Linked DNA regions of Homo sapiens: region 1 is linked to region 2. A link is a contact called in ENCODE Hi-C or POLR2A ChIA-PET data. All regions are on one chromosome and are shown on one strand. Each heading gives the region's core, a stretch centred on a gene start or an enhancer-like site at or near the end of the contact. The rest is flanking DNA. Distances are from core to core; before and after follow the strand shown. Region 1 overlaps NIN (ninein). Region 2 holds the start of PYGL (glycogen phosphorylase L).

What was found. Hi-C counts contacts between places; a loop is a spot of excess contacts on that map. ChIA-PET counts read pairs that join two places held with the same protein, here RNA polymerase II (POLR2A). Pooled maps may share reads with other maps.
Region 1: a loop to region 2 is called in a map of PC-3, with 3 times the contacts of the local background. The contact joins the enhancer-like site here to the promoter of PYGL in region 2. A Hi-C loop is called at or near these places in 2 of 168 maps with a recorded cell type or tissue (K562 and PC-3) and 5 of 50 pooled maps. POLR2A ChIA-PET finds 5 or more read pairs at or near these places in 1 of 52 experiments (activated CD8-positive, alpha-beta T cell).

What each region holds. Positions count from the first base shown.
Region 1 is chr14:50,789,040-50,795,682 of GRCh38, reverse strand. It overlaps NIN (ninein), which reads left to right. Exons shown (of 31, transcript NM_020921.4): 5 at 2,802-2,971. Among named protein-coding and RNA genes, the nearest start is that of NIN, 39 kb to the left of the region's middle. RefSeq lists enhancers at 3,558-3,607, 4,974-5,113, 5,554-5,663, 5,994-6,043, 6,084-6,133 and a silencer at 4,350-4,409. Within about 2 kb of position 3,407, at least 11 of the 41 ENCODE cell types and tissues checked have a DNase peak (open chromatin) inside an H3K27ac peak, as active enhancers do.
Region 2 is chr14:50,941,836-50,948,022 of GRCh38, reverse strand. It overlaps PYGL (glycogen phosphorylase L), which reads left to right and starts at 3,540. Exons shown (of 20, transcript NM_002863.5): 1 at 3,540-3,862. The coding sequence starts at 3,620. It overlaps LOC124903314 (a long non-coding RNA gene), which reads left to right and starts at 5,433. Exons shown (of 2, transcript XR_007064163.1): 1 at 5,433-5,914. It overlaps LOC400212 (a long non-coding RNA gene), which reads left to right. Exons shown (of 4, transcript NR_170195.1): 3 at 256-375; 4 at 1,559-1,733. RefSeq lists a silencer at 3,361-3,520 and an enhancer at 4,189-4,712.

The sequences.
Region 1 (6,643 bases), core at 2,158-4,657, 150 kb after region 2:
TGTTATCTGACATAGATAAGATTATTCCAGAATGACACCCTGAAAAATAAAGGTTCCATCTGGATGTGCTCAGAAAGTAAATAAACGTAGCCCCAGGGTTGCAGTTTTGGATCTCTTCCATTAGGCATGGTCAGAAAGGGTCAAGGCATTCTTTAACTTGAGTGGGTAAGAGTGTCTTATAATCCCCATGGTTCGGTGGACATCTGCTGTTCAGTTCTAAATCTCTGATTGAGATTGATGAGGAGAATCATAGTGTTTTCAGCGCTTAACCTAGCAAGGGCTGTTGACCGTGAATGTTCTCTCTGAACATCGTTAGCTTTGCTGTCTCTGTTCCCATCGTATCATGTTAAGTGCAATGAGGCGGATGCTCTAAATGGGAGAGGGATGTCTGAGTGTGTCATTCTTAGAGGTGACTATTTTTAAATGGTGTGATTAGTCCACTTCGTTATTGGTCACTTGCATGGTTTGGAAAATAAAGTGATGAGAAAACTTTAACCCATTTTTCTTTGTGTGTGCTAATGTCTTTATTCCAAAAAGGTTACATAGTTTAATAGATGTCTCTAGAAATTGACTTTATCATGTTCGTACGTTCTATGAAGGATATTAACTTAAAGTTTGCTTAAATTGGTTATTATAATAAGATAATGAAATAAACAATTTAATGCCTGGCAATGCAAAAATAAATGAGTAAATAAACCAAAACTCCACAGGGTCCCTGCTGGCTCACAATCTGTTACCTTTTATTGCTTAGAAAAAGAGCTGTTTTGAATCCACCACTGCATCTACCCTATGCACTACGTGGGGTAGTGAGTAGTAAACAACCAGGGAACCATTTCATCCACCGGTAGGTTTGGGATTAGATCACAATGGATTTTTAAAAGATAGTTGTTTTCTCCCACTGCTTTTTTTTTTTTTTTTTTTAACCTCTGAATAAGTGCAGCATGCAATAAGAGCTCCTTCGCCACTTCCATCCCCAGGACACAACTTTGTTCTTATACTGGGAAAATACTGTGGTTCATTATCCAAGGTTCTAAGTGTTCCTTTTAATCTTTTCCAAACCCCTATAGTCACTAATGGTGTATCTTGTTGTCTGCCACCAAAATTTAAGAATATGTAATAAATTAAGGATGGTTCTGCATTGCCTCTTATCTGACTAGCATCTGTGGGTGTCAGCTGCCAACAAGTAGCTCGGGTGTCTGGGCCGCTCCTGAATGGTCACAAGCTGACACACTGTCTTCTGATAAAAGGTACCTTCAAATATGCATGCAATTTTCAGTATAAATTTTGTATGCTTAAACACTTCCTGTAAGAGAATCACTCGACCTAATAAAATGACTTCACTGGGACTTTTTTAAAGCTGGATATAAATATCACTAGAAATTATATAGCTACCATAAATACTTCACTCTGAGCTTTGCTGAGCATGTTCAGAATGTGTCTGGCCACATTTGTGAAGATAGTGAAATCCGAGCTTGTCCCAGAGGGAAGGACATGGCGGGGAGGTGTTTAGTCAAAGAGGGTCGCCAGTCCTCCCTGGGAAACTGTAAAGTAATGGCTAAACCCCAGCATGGTTTCAATGGTGATAAAGGAACGGTCGTTCTTTTAGTTCTTATCTAATCAACTATTGTCGTTTTTATAATACGTGTACATAATCTCATTTAAAAGTCTACATGTCTGAGTTCAGACATACCTTGCTAAGACTCATGTTCAAACAGAATACATATCTGTTCTCGAGAGAGTATGAATATGTGGACAGCAAGACAACAGAAATCAAAGCATTGTCATCTTTTGTACTTTAATGAAACATTTTATTCTGATGCTGTACAAGGTGCTAAAAAATCTATAGCTGAGATAACATTTGAATAGAGTGAAGTATTTATTTTATTGCTTTAAAGCTCCAATTGTAGAAAAAGCTTAGCCTGTAGTTGTGGCGGTGGAGGTGGTGGTGGTGGTGGTGATGGCAGTGGTGATGGCAGCAGTGGTGGTGATGGTAACGGGGAAGGTGGTCAGTGTTGAACCTGAGACAAGTGATGTCAAAATGCTGAAGTCCTTCTTTAAGATCAAGAGATGACTCTCACCTCATGCACATTCCTTTTTATTTTGTACAACACCGATGCTTACAAAGAGATAAAATAATACAATTTTTTTTACTGTGGTTTCACATTTGCTATTTTATTTTACTGTTTTTAATTTTACAATGAGATCTTGATGCCGGGTTTCATATACGTAACTAGCTGTCATTAATTGCTTAGAATGTGTTGTGTCCGTTTCTTTGTTTTGTCATCTGCTTGTCTGATAGATCAGAGAGTGGAATGGTTAACAGAGGAATCACTGAGGTAGGGGAGGGTGTTTCAGACTAATTGATGTGGATACTGAGTATACAGTGCTGATTTGGTGTCTGTTGTATTACCATTTTCTAAGACTTCCTCCAAGGTGTCTCTTTGTTAATATGATGTCTCCCCATCCTGCTGGAAAACCCAGCTTAATAAACAGAACAAATGTGACCCCTCACCTTTTCCTGACCTTAATCCTCTGCAATTAAGTCAGATCCCTTGCTGCCATTGTTGGATTGCTCCCGTCATGTGCAGATATATACTCACGGTCCCATAAATCGTTCAGAATTAGAAGGCGTGCTCTGCATCTGACCTGATGGCTCATATACACCCACAGCCACCACAATTGGCAAACAGTGGTGGTTTATTTTGAGGTTGGTATAAGAGGCTGTGTCCGATGGCTGTGAGTGGCAGCTAAGAACTGAGATTCTCATGTCATGTGGCCTCAACTCTTGTCTCCTCTCTCAGACTGCTCACTAGAAGCTCAGCCCAAATATGTTAGAGGTGGGAAGCGTTACGGACGAAGGTCCTTGCCCGAGTTCCAAGAGTCCGTGGAGGAGTTTCCTGAAGTGACGGTGATTGAGCCACTGGATGAAGAAGCGCGGCCTTCACACATCCCAGCCGGTGACTGCAGTGAGGTAAGGAATCGGGCATGCACGTTCATCTGGATCATGAGTGTGGAGCCCCACGTCAGTGCAGCACAGAGACAGGGGAGCTGAGGGGGTTGATGGCACGATGTGGGCTTTTCTCAGTTACCAACTCCTTGCTAATCTTATTACTTGCCTTTTGGACATATATAATGTTTCTATCTTTTGAATGTTTTTACCTCGTTTCAGCTTTTGGAGAGCTGACATTTCTGTGCATGCGTCATGTACACATTTAGAGTTCAGGTATTTCCACATCATCTGAGGTCTCCCACTTCTAGTTCTTGAATATCTCTCTCCTCTATAGCATGATCATTTTTAGTTATTTAAAAGGCGAACCAGCTCCTCCCCCTCCCTTGCCCCAAACTATAAAACAGCATCTGTAGCAGGAAATGAAAGCAACGCGTTCAGGCATTTTGAAAGCCTGCATCTTATCTTTTGTAGTGTGATAAAGCAGCTCGAACACTTGGTTTTTGCCTCAAGATACTGAGCCTGGGGTGCTTTCCAGTGCCCAGCAGTTGCCATGGTTCTTTCTGCTGGATTCCTTGCACCCAGGCCTGTCTCGTTCTCCAGCATGTGGAGAGTCGCCAGCCTCCCTCATCCCCCATCTTTTCATTTTGCATATTGCCATAATCTACCAATAAAGGAGGTTCAGTAACATTTTCTTTATTCTTTCTTTATGGCTCATTTACCAGCATCCCATTTATAGAACATGATTGAAAATGCCATGCTGAGCAAGCTGTAAATATTTCTTGCAAATCCCAGCTCAGACTGGGGCTACAGATATTTCAGATACTAATATAAATTGGAAAAGAAACAAAGCGCCTCAACTTTCTGAAAGTGGTCTGTAGATTGCCAGTGGACTCTGTGTGTGTGTGTGTGTGTGTGTGTGTGTGTGCGCGTGCACCTGTGTGTTCATTGTGGTCTAACATCCATGTTCAGCTTACTGAAATCTACAGGAAGCTTGCTCCCAATAATGGCCCCAGCAATCAGACATCCAGTGTCCTCCTCAACTTTCCAGAATACCCCAAAATCCAAAAATAACAAAAAAGAGCCCAAGTGTTGAGCCCAAGTGTTGGCAATAAATACGGAAATTTATAAGGACACATGACCAGTCTGCTGATCGGGGTCTGCATCATTTTTTTTTAAAAAAACAAATGACACTTGTCCTTCACCACAAGTGAAGCAGCAGTGGCAGAAATGTTATTGAGAAGAGAGGGAGAAAAGCAACTAAAAGAGAGAAGAGAGAAAAAAAAAACCCACAAAAGTGGTATAAGAGTAGTGTGGATGAGAAGTGACAGCTGAAAATAGAAAAAGCCAAAAGCAGAAAAAGCTGAGAACAGTTTCAGGAGTCCTTCTCCTTTCTTGGGTCTCTTTGCGAATTGAGATAGGGGTCTTTCCCCAGTAAAACACATATACTCATATGCACAAAAATTTTACATATACAATCTCAGGGATGCAAGTAATTTACATACTTCAGTTAGTACAGTGTTCGTAATAGTTTTCTTATTGTCAGGAAGGGTATCATAAAGTCTGTTCTATAACCCTGAGTGGTGTGGAATGTACTTCTTTATGAAAAAAATGGTTAAATGTCTCAGTACTTGAGCAGGTAAGTTTTTGTTATTTGGAAAACACTTTTAAGTTTAATAACTCATTTCCCCAACTATTTCAGTCCCCAGGGTATTATTTGGTACTAAGAAAGTAAATGCTTACTTTTTTTTTGACATGAGTTTCTAGTCCTCATCTAGGAATACGCAGAAAGCTGTTGGGCAGAGCTGACTTTGTTGCTGGCAACATGTTTCTTATATCCTTGTTATATGTTATCTACTGGTGCCCAGGGAGATTTACTATTTTTAAAGTGAGACTTTGATTTCATGTATAAATAAAGATAAGAGTTGAGGCCTGAGCCTGGGCAAAATCTTGTGGCTTATGTCTCAGTAAAATGGTATTTTGGGAGTATCATTTCACCCTTGATGTACTTACAACTTCCCTTAACTCCTCCAGAAACCTCTTAGATATGACCTCTTGATGCTATACACAGAAGCTGTAGCATTCACCACCCTCCATCAGCAGAACTGCAAATAGAGGCCCGGAGAGGGTCATTTCTCTGGATTTCTGTTCTCAGCGAGGACTCCAACTGACTCAACTTCGCTATTCTGTTATATCCCACACCAGAGCAATGCCTGTAGGAATACAAGATAACACCTTTGTACCACACCTTTTTTAATTACCAAAAGTGGACTCACACCAAAGCTCATCCAACTGCTTTCTTGCCTAAAAAGAAAGTGTTTTGTAAGCTGAATTGTGCCTGTCAGTTTTCAAATCACTTCATCTCTTTAAAAAATTAAGTTTCAGTGCTGGGCATGGTGGCTCATGCCTCCCAGCACTTTGGGAGGCCAAGGCAGGAGGATCACTTGAGCCCAGGAGTTCAAGACCAGCCCGGGCAACATAATGAGACCTTGTTTCTACGAAACTCAAAAAAATTAACTGAGCATGGTGGTGCATGCCCTTTGGTCCCAGCTACTGGGGAGGCTGAGGTGGAAGGATTGCTTGAACCCAAGAGACAGAGGTTGCAGTGAGCCGAGATCGTGCCACTGCACTCCAGCCTGGGTGACAGAGCAAGACCTTGTCTCCAAAAAAAAAGTAATAGCTTCACACAAGACATTTTCGATGTTCCTGTTGGCGGTTAAAAAAGGCAAAGCCCAGCTTTGCACAGCAGCTGTGGTTATGGGTCACACTCACTGCCTTCACACCTGTGTATGCAGGAATCTTGTGGTACAGCCTTGTCAATGCATCAGTCTTGTTACTTACTGTTATGGCAAGACAGCATTCCTGTTTCTGGTCAGTTTCCATATTAGGCTTAGCAGTTGAGGGCCATTCTGTTGGCCTATAGAAGTTCATGCAATGGGCAGCACAAGCTTGCTCTGGAAACCTCTGTCCCTTCTACAGAAGCTGTGCAGGTCTCTTAGGAGACCCAGTGATCTTGCCTGTTCTAGAGTGGCCCCCAGCTGCAGAGTGTGGGAAGGAAAAAAAATTCTCAATGACGTGTGGGATTGATTTCTTCCTCTTATAATGAATTCTGAATCTGACAGATCTTGTTTTTTGTTTGTTTGTTTTGTTTTGTTTTGTTTTCTTGAGATGGAGTCTCGCTCTGTCGCCCAGGCTGGAGTGCAGTGGCGCAACCTCGGCTCGTTGGAAGCTCCGCCTCCCAGGTTCAAGCAATTCTCCACCTCAGCCTCCCTACTGGCTGGGTTACAGGCACATGCCACCATGCCTGGCTAATTTTTGTATTTCTAGTAGAGACGGGGTTTCACCATCTTGGCCAGGCTGGTCTTGAATTCCTGACCTCATGATCCACCTGCCTCGGCCTCCCAAAGTGCTGGGATTACAGGCGTGAGCCACCGCTCCCGGCCTCTGACAGTTCTTTATTGTACTGCTGGCCGCTTTTTTCTCCCTTTTGGTTGCTGGAAGCCCTTCTGTCTCCTCTCTTTGGGGATGTTGGGAATTTATTCCTTGGGCTCATACTTAATCTCGGGGCTACCAGGCAATGTGGAAAGAGGGACTGGGGCCGAGTCTCCCCTGATGTGACTATTTCATAAGGAGTAATAAGATGGGGATCTGGAGCCAGGTCTTCTTTGTTTTGATTGCAGTTTTCCTTTGACTTCT
Region 2 (6,187 bases), core at 2,291-4,790:
CACTGCTGGATCTTCCTGGGACTACAGGGCTGTCTGAGATATGCCCTTCTACCCTTCCCTCTCTCTCCCCTTCACTCTAGGTCACACTGGCATCACAGTCTGATGCTCTCTCTGGCTAGCACTCCCCGTTTTTCCCTCCCACAAGCATTTACCCCAGTAAAAAATCTTAACATGTTTAATCCTGTTTTAGCTTCTGCTTCTCTGAAGACCCGAACTAACACACTACTTTCTCATGTTTTTTTGTATTTCCAACAGTGGGAAACTTACACTTGTCCTATGAGTTCTGGACTGTTTGTTCAGCTACTTACAAACGCCATTTCGTTACAGCAGCCACGGGGAAGCAGTGGATGAGAAGCAGGAATAATATAGGCCATTGTGAGTAAGGCTGCTATAAACATGTGAGCCACTGAAATCTGATACTTTTTCAGGGATCCATAGTTTCTGGTTCTTTCTGGTCAAGAGAGGCTAAAGGAAAGGTTTTTAAAGATATTAATTTTCTTAGTCAAGTAACTTAACCTCTCAAGGCCTCAGTGTCCTAGACTAGCACAGAACAAGCAGATGAAACAAAGTTTATATCAGAATGTCAACTGAAAAAGTATCATTTACCATAAATGGAAGATAATTGTATTAAATTCTAGTTAGATGCTAAAACTTCAAGAACTTTTAGAGTCTGTACCTGCATTCTGTTAAAAATATAGATTAAAAAATGCTAACATGTTAACACAAAGGACTTTCCAGAAAGACTTAAAGAAAAGTGAAAGGGGAATAACTGTCTTGCAATGTAATTCATTGTCGTTTAAGACTGGGTCTATGGAACACCCTAAATCACCTGGTTCCATCACGTTCTTTTTAACATGGAGATGGATAGTTTTTCCCCATACTCTATATATTGAGCATTCTATAGTTCATGATTTTTCTGCATAGAGAATTGTTCAAGCCGGGGGTGCAGGCTCACCGACTGGATAGTGAATCAAGAAAATAGTGTGTTCATTAGTTCATCATTACCCTGAGTTTCCAACAAGAATTTAGTACAGGAAAGTAGACAGCGGAGCTGGGAGCCATCTATTTGAAACTGTCTTAAGCAAAACTAAGAAACCGAGTAAGCTTGCTTTTGGTGTCTTTCATCCCTTCTTGTGTGCCCCCTAATTATTCACTCCCCAATGCCCAGACATTATGATGCCTTCTCCTGCTCAGAGACCTTTCTGGGAGGAAGACCTACTCAGACCTGGTATTCCCTCATCCTAGGCTCTACCCTATTTTTCATCCAGCTGTTAAAGCTGAGTGACTAATTTCACACTTATGTACGAATGACCCATAACTGGCTTAATGCTGTGACCATCTTGGGGGTATTCAAAGCTGATAAACACTTTTTTAAGTTATATAATAATCAAAGAAGCTTATCTTTCTGCTTTATTTCAAATTTCACCCCACAGGCCTTACTTATTTTTAAGATCAATGATTTTGATGGGCCCCCCCTTCCCACTCTTAATTCAGGGTATTTCTGGCCCCATCCGGATCCAAACTCTAATGCTCATCTCTTCCATACTGTCCTTTGCAGGTCATCGGTATTGCAAGAGTTGCATAAGGCCCAATTCAGTCTCTGCCCCAAAAGCTCAAGTCCAAACTTCAGAATCTGGGAGGACAAGGATTCAGGAAATTTTGTCAGAACTATGAGCTTTGAACTTTCACTTTTATGGTGAGGGTCACATTTGGTCTGAATCAATTAATCCATTACCCGCCCCCCCCCCCCCCCCCACCACCACCATGTGTGAATTCAAAATAATCAACTTGGGTTTATTATAAAAAACAAAATATATTAATATAAGTATACTAAGATTTTTCTAGAAAACTTGGCCGGGCGCGGTGGCTCACGCCTGTAATCCCAGCACTTTGGGAGACCGAGGAGGGCGGATCACAAGGTCAGGAGATCGAGACCATCCTGGCTAACACGGTGAAACCCCATCTGTACTAAAAATACAAAAAATTAGCCGGGCGTGGTGGCGGGCGCCTGTAGTCCCAGCTACTCGGGAGGCTGAGGCGGGAGAATGGCGTGAACCCGGGAGGCGGAGCTTGCAGTGAGCCCAGATCGCGCCACTGCACTCTGCCTGGGTAACAGAGTGAGACCCTGTCTCAAAAAACAACAAACAAATAAACTTAGAAGAATATATGTGACTATTGGCCGGGCGCGGTGGCTCACGCCTGTAATCCCAGCCCTTTGGGAGGCCGAGGCGGGCAGATCACGAGGTCAGGAGATAGAGACCATCCTGGCTAACATGGTGAAACCCTGTCTCTACTAAAAATAAAAAAATAAAAAATAAAAAATGCGAGGTGGCGGGCGCCTGTAGTCCCAGCTATTCAGGAGGCTGAAGCAGGAGAATGGCGTGAACCCGGGAGGCGGAGCTTGCAGTGAGCCGAGATCGCGCCACTGCACTCCAGCCTGGGCAACAGAGTGAGACTCCGTCTCAAAAAAAAAAAAAAAAGAAGAAGAAGAAAGAAAAAGAAAAGAAAAAGGAAAAAGAAAACTTAATTCTGGCAATGGACTGTTTCTAAAATAATATATTAATACTACTTAATGAGGAAGAAAAAACCTCTGACATCCTAAAATGCCAAGTGTTTGCCTTTACCAAGGTTTAAGCACACATAAACACGCATATTCAAATACCACCCAAAGTGGAGGTGCAAAGATCAGCCTGTACCGCACAGTAACACAGACTGGGTTGTTTTTTGTAAAGAAGGCAACTAGTCCAGTGAGTAATCCCTTCATTTTCCACACACATACCCTTCTGTTTTCTCCCTCTCCTCCCCCCACACCCTCCACTGCAGTTAAAACGTAATTCGAAGAAGCCTAAGGTAAAAGCCCCTGCCGCATAATGACCCTAGAGCTTCACCTCACCTACTCTGATTCTTAGTAACCTACCTCTAAGGATGAGAGACAGGGTGCTACGAGCGGGGCGAACTTTGGTCCAGGAGTTAAGAAACCTGAACCCTGGAGTCCTCAAAAAAAATGAATGAAAATAACAGAGGCGCCCTGAGGATCCAAGCTGGGGCGGTGCCAAGGGCTGGCAAGTGAGGTTGGGACAACAGAAGTCAAACGTGCCGTCCTTCCAGATCCCGGCGCTTATGGCGGAAGCCACTCCAGGTGAGAAATCCTAACAGTCATAATGGCATAACAAATAAACATCGGCAAAACAGCAGTCTGCCAACGACGTGCTTCCCTACACAGACGTCCTCCTGTCTCCACACTCTAGAGGGGAGAGGCGGAACAAATGCTGCCTCCGCAGATTTTGGAAATCCGGAAGGGAGCCTCCGAGCCCAGGTCCCGGGCTGGCAGGGGTCTCGCCGGCGCTTGGACCTCGTCTCCCACCCCCGAGCCCACTGCGGCCCCAGAGCCTCGGGAGGGGCCGGGCACTTCCTCTGCCCTCCGGCCTGGGGCAGGGGCCGGGACGCGGTGGGAGTGCAGCGGGGACGGCACCGCCCGAGGGGGCGGGCCCCAAACTTTCGTGCGCGTTGAAAGCTGCTGGCGCGGCGGGGCGGACTCCACCCCTGCCCGGCAGCCCAGCGCCTCCGGCCGCACTTCCAGCTCTCTGCGCAGCCCGCCGCGCAGCCCGCCGCCCCAGCCATGGCGAAGCCCCTGACGGACCAGGAGAAGCGGCGGCAGATCAGCATCCGCGGCATCGTGGGCGTGGAGAACGTGGCAGAGCTGAAGAAGAGTTTCAACCGGCACCTGCACTTCACGCTGGTCAAGGACCGCAACGTGGCCACCACCCGCGACTACTACTTCGCGCTGGCGCACACGGTGCGCGACCACCTGGTGGGGCGCTGGATCCGCACGCAGCAGCACTACTACGACAAGTGCCCCAAGGTAACCGGGGGCGGGACGGCGGGCCGGGGTCCAGCCCGGAGTCGGAGTCTCCGGCCGCGGCCGGGCGGGACGAGGTGGAGAACCCCTCAGAGTGGTCCCTTGCACCCGGTCCTTGCCCCGAAGTCCAGAGGAGACGTGTCTAGGCTGTGGGCGGGCAGCCTGGGGGACAGATTAGGCCTCCCAACAGACGCCGAACTCATGTCTCCGAGGTGCCACCCGCCAGTGTCCCGCCCAAACCACTGTGCCGTCCGCCCCTGGAAACCGCCAGGTGGGCAAAAGCCCAGGCCCCTCTCGCCTGTCCACTTCACAAACTTTTTTGGAACTTTGACTCTCAGCATTTAATCAAGAGGTGACGGGGGCCTCTTGTCCTGTATGCCGGACACTATTCTCTGCCCTGGACACTCAGCCCTAAACAAAAGGGACAAAAATCTTGCCTTGCTGGAGCTTGGTATTTTGGGAGGGGAGACAAACGCCGAGCTGGGAAAAGGTCGTAAGTCTCAGGCCTCTGGGAGTGGCTAAGTGTGGTGCAGAGGAGGGGCAGGGTCCCGCTCCAAGCGTAGAGCGCCGCCCACCCATTCTCCTGAGTGGGTGTAGCTCCTGGAATTCCGTGAGTCTTTCGCAAAGGCGGCCCAGGGCCAGGCAATGCCCTGGACTCGTCCTCCCCGAAGACACACACTCCCCCGACCCTTAGCCCTTCCACACCCGAGGCCTGCCCCCAGAGCTGCTGAGGAAGGCTGGTCAGGGACCACCTCCATCCACGGCGTGGGGGCGGGAGCAGAGACCTCCTTAGGGTGATTTTGGACCTACAGAGGGACAATATCTCTGCCTGACAGTTTGCGAAGAGGGCGAGAGGCAGTGGGGAAGGACTGGGGAGGACATGGCAGGGAGAGGGATTGTGTGCAGGCTGGAGTGAGGGCGGGTGTGAGTCTGTATTGGGAGAGGAAACTGGAGAAGCCAGGTAGAGACATATTGGAAAGAATAAAAGATTGGGATACATCCCAGGGGCAGTGGGAAATATATATAAACATTTATTAGAACTTTTTAATTATGTAAAGGTGTGAAGAAAAAAAAATGGTCTATAATCCCAGTGCCCAAGAAACCCCATAGGAATTTTTAAGAAAGGAAATGAATGTAAATTCTCATAGTAAGAAATTGCAACTGTAACAGTTTTCAAATGGAAAGTAACTCTTCTTCACCCCAAAGACCTAGGCCTCCACCAAGGTAGCAACTGCTAAAATGTATCCTTAAAAATTTAAATGCACCTTAGAAAACACTTTATGTATACATATATTTACTGTTTTGTTGTTTTGTTTTGTTTTGTTTTGTTTTGTTTTGTTTGAGACAGAGTCTCACTCTCGCCCAGGCTGAATGAAGTGCAGCGGCGCCATCTTGGCTCACTGCATCCTTCGCCTCCAGGGTTGAAGCGATTCTCCTGCCTCAGACTCTCGAGTAGCTGGGACTACAGGCTCCTACCACTACACCTGGCTAAGTTTGTATTTTTAGTAGAGACAAGGTTTCACCATGTTGGCCAGGCTGCTCTCAAACTCCTGGCCTCAAATGATCCTCCTTCCTTGGCCTCCCAAAGTGCTGGGATTACAGGTGTGAGCCACCACACTCGGCCACTATCTTTTAAAAATTTATTTACACAAAGGGAATGCTACTAAGTACACCATACTGCGCCTCTCATTAAAAATTATTTTTAACAATTTTAAGCGGAAGGGTGGGACACTGAGCATATATTAGAAACACACACTCACGCCTCTGTAGCATTTAGCATCATAGAGCACCAGAGAATCTTGTATGTTTTTCCTTCAGTGGCTTATGCAGTGCTTTATGGTTTTCCTGGTTCTCCGGCCAGTTTCTTCACTGGGCTCTCCTTTTCTACGTGAGTGCAGATATAAGCCAGGAATTCCGACGTGTGTAAATTCTGATAGCGATACACTGGGGATACAACAATGAACATGTTTCATTCCACACGTGTTCATCAAATATCTACTCCATCACAGTCGTCTGTCTAAACAGGATGGTTCCTGCCCTCATAAAGTAGAGCAAGTAGGTGTGTCCAAGCTCCTCTCCCACCTCCCTTGCTCTCCAATAACTGTGCAGATGAATCCCAAATATGGATCCCTAGTCTGAATTCCTTTTCTAACTCTATGCGTACATTTCTGAGTGTTTAGTGAACATATCTAGATATCTTCCTATTTCCTCAAACTCAGTACGTTAAAAACTCAAACCATTATTTCTCCCAATCCTGCCCCATCTTCCCGTGTTTTGTTTTGTTTTGTGACAGAGTCTCACTCTGTCACCCATGTTGGAGTGCAATGA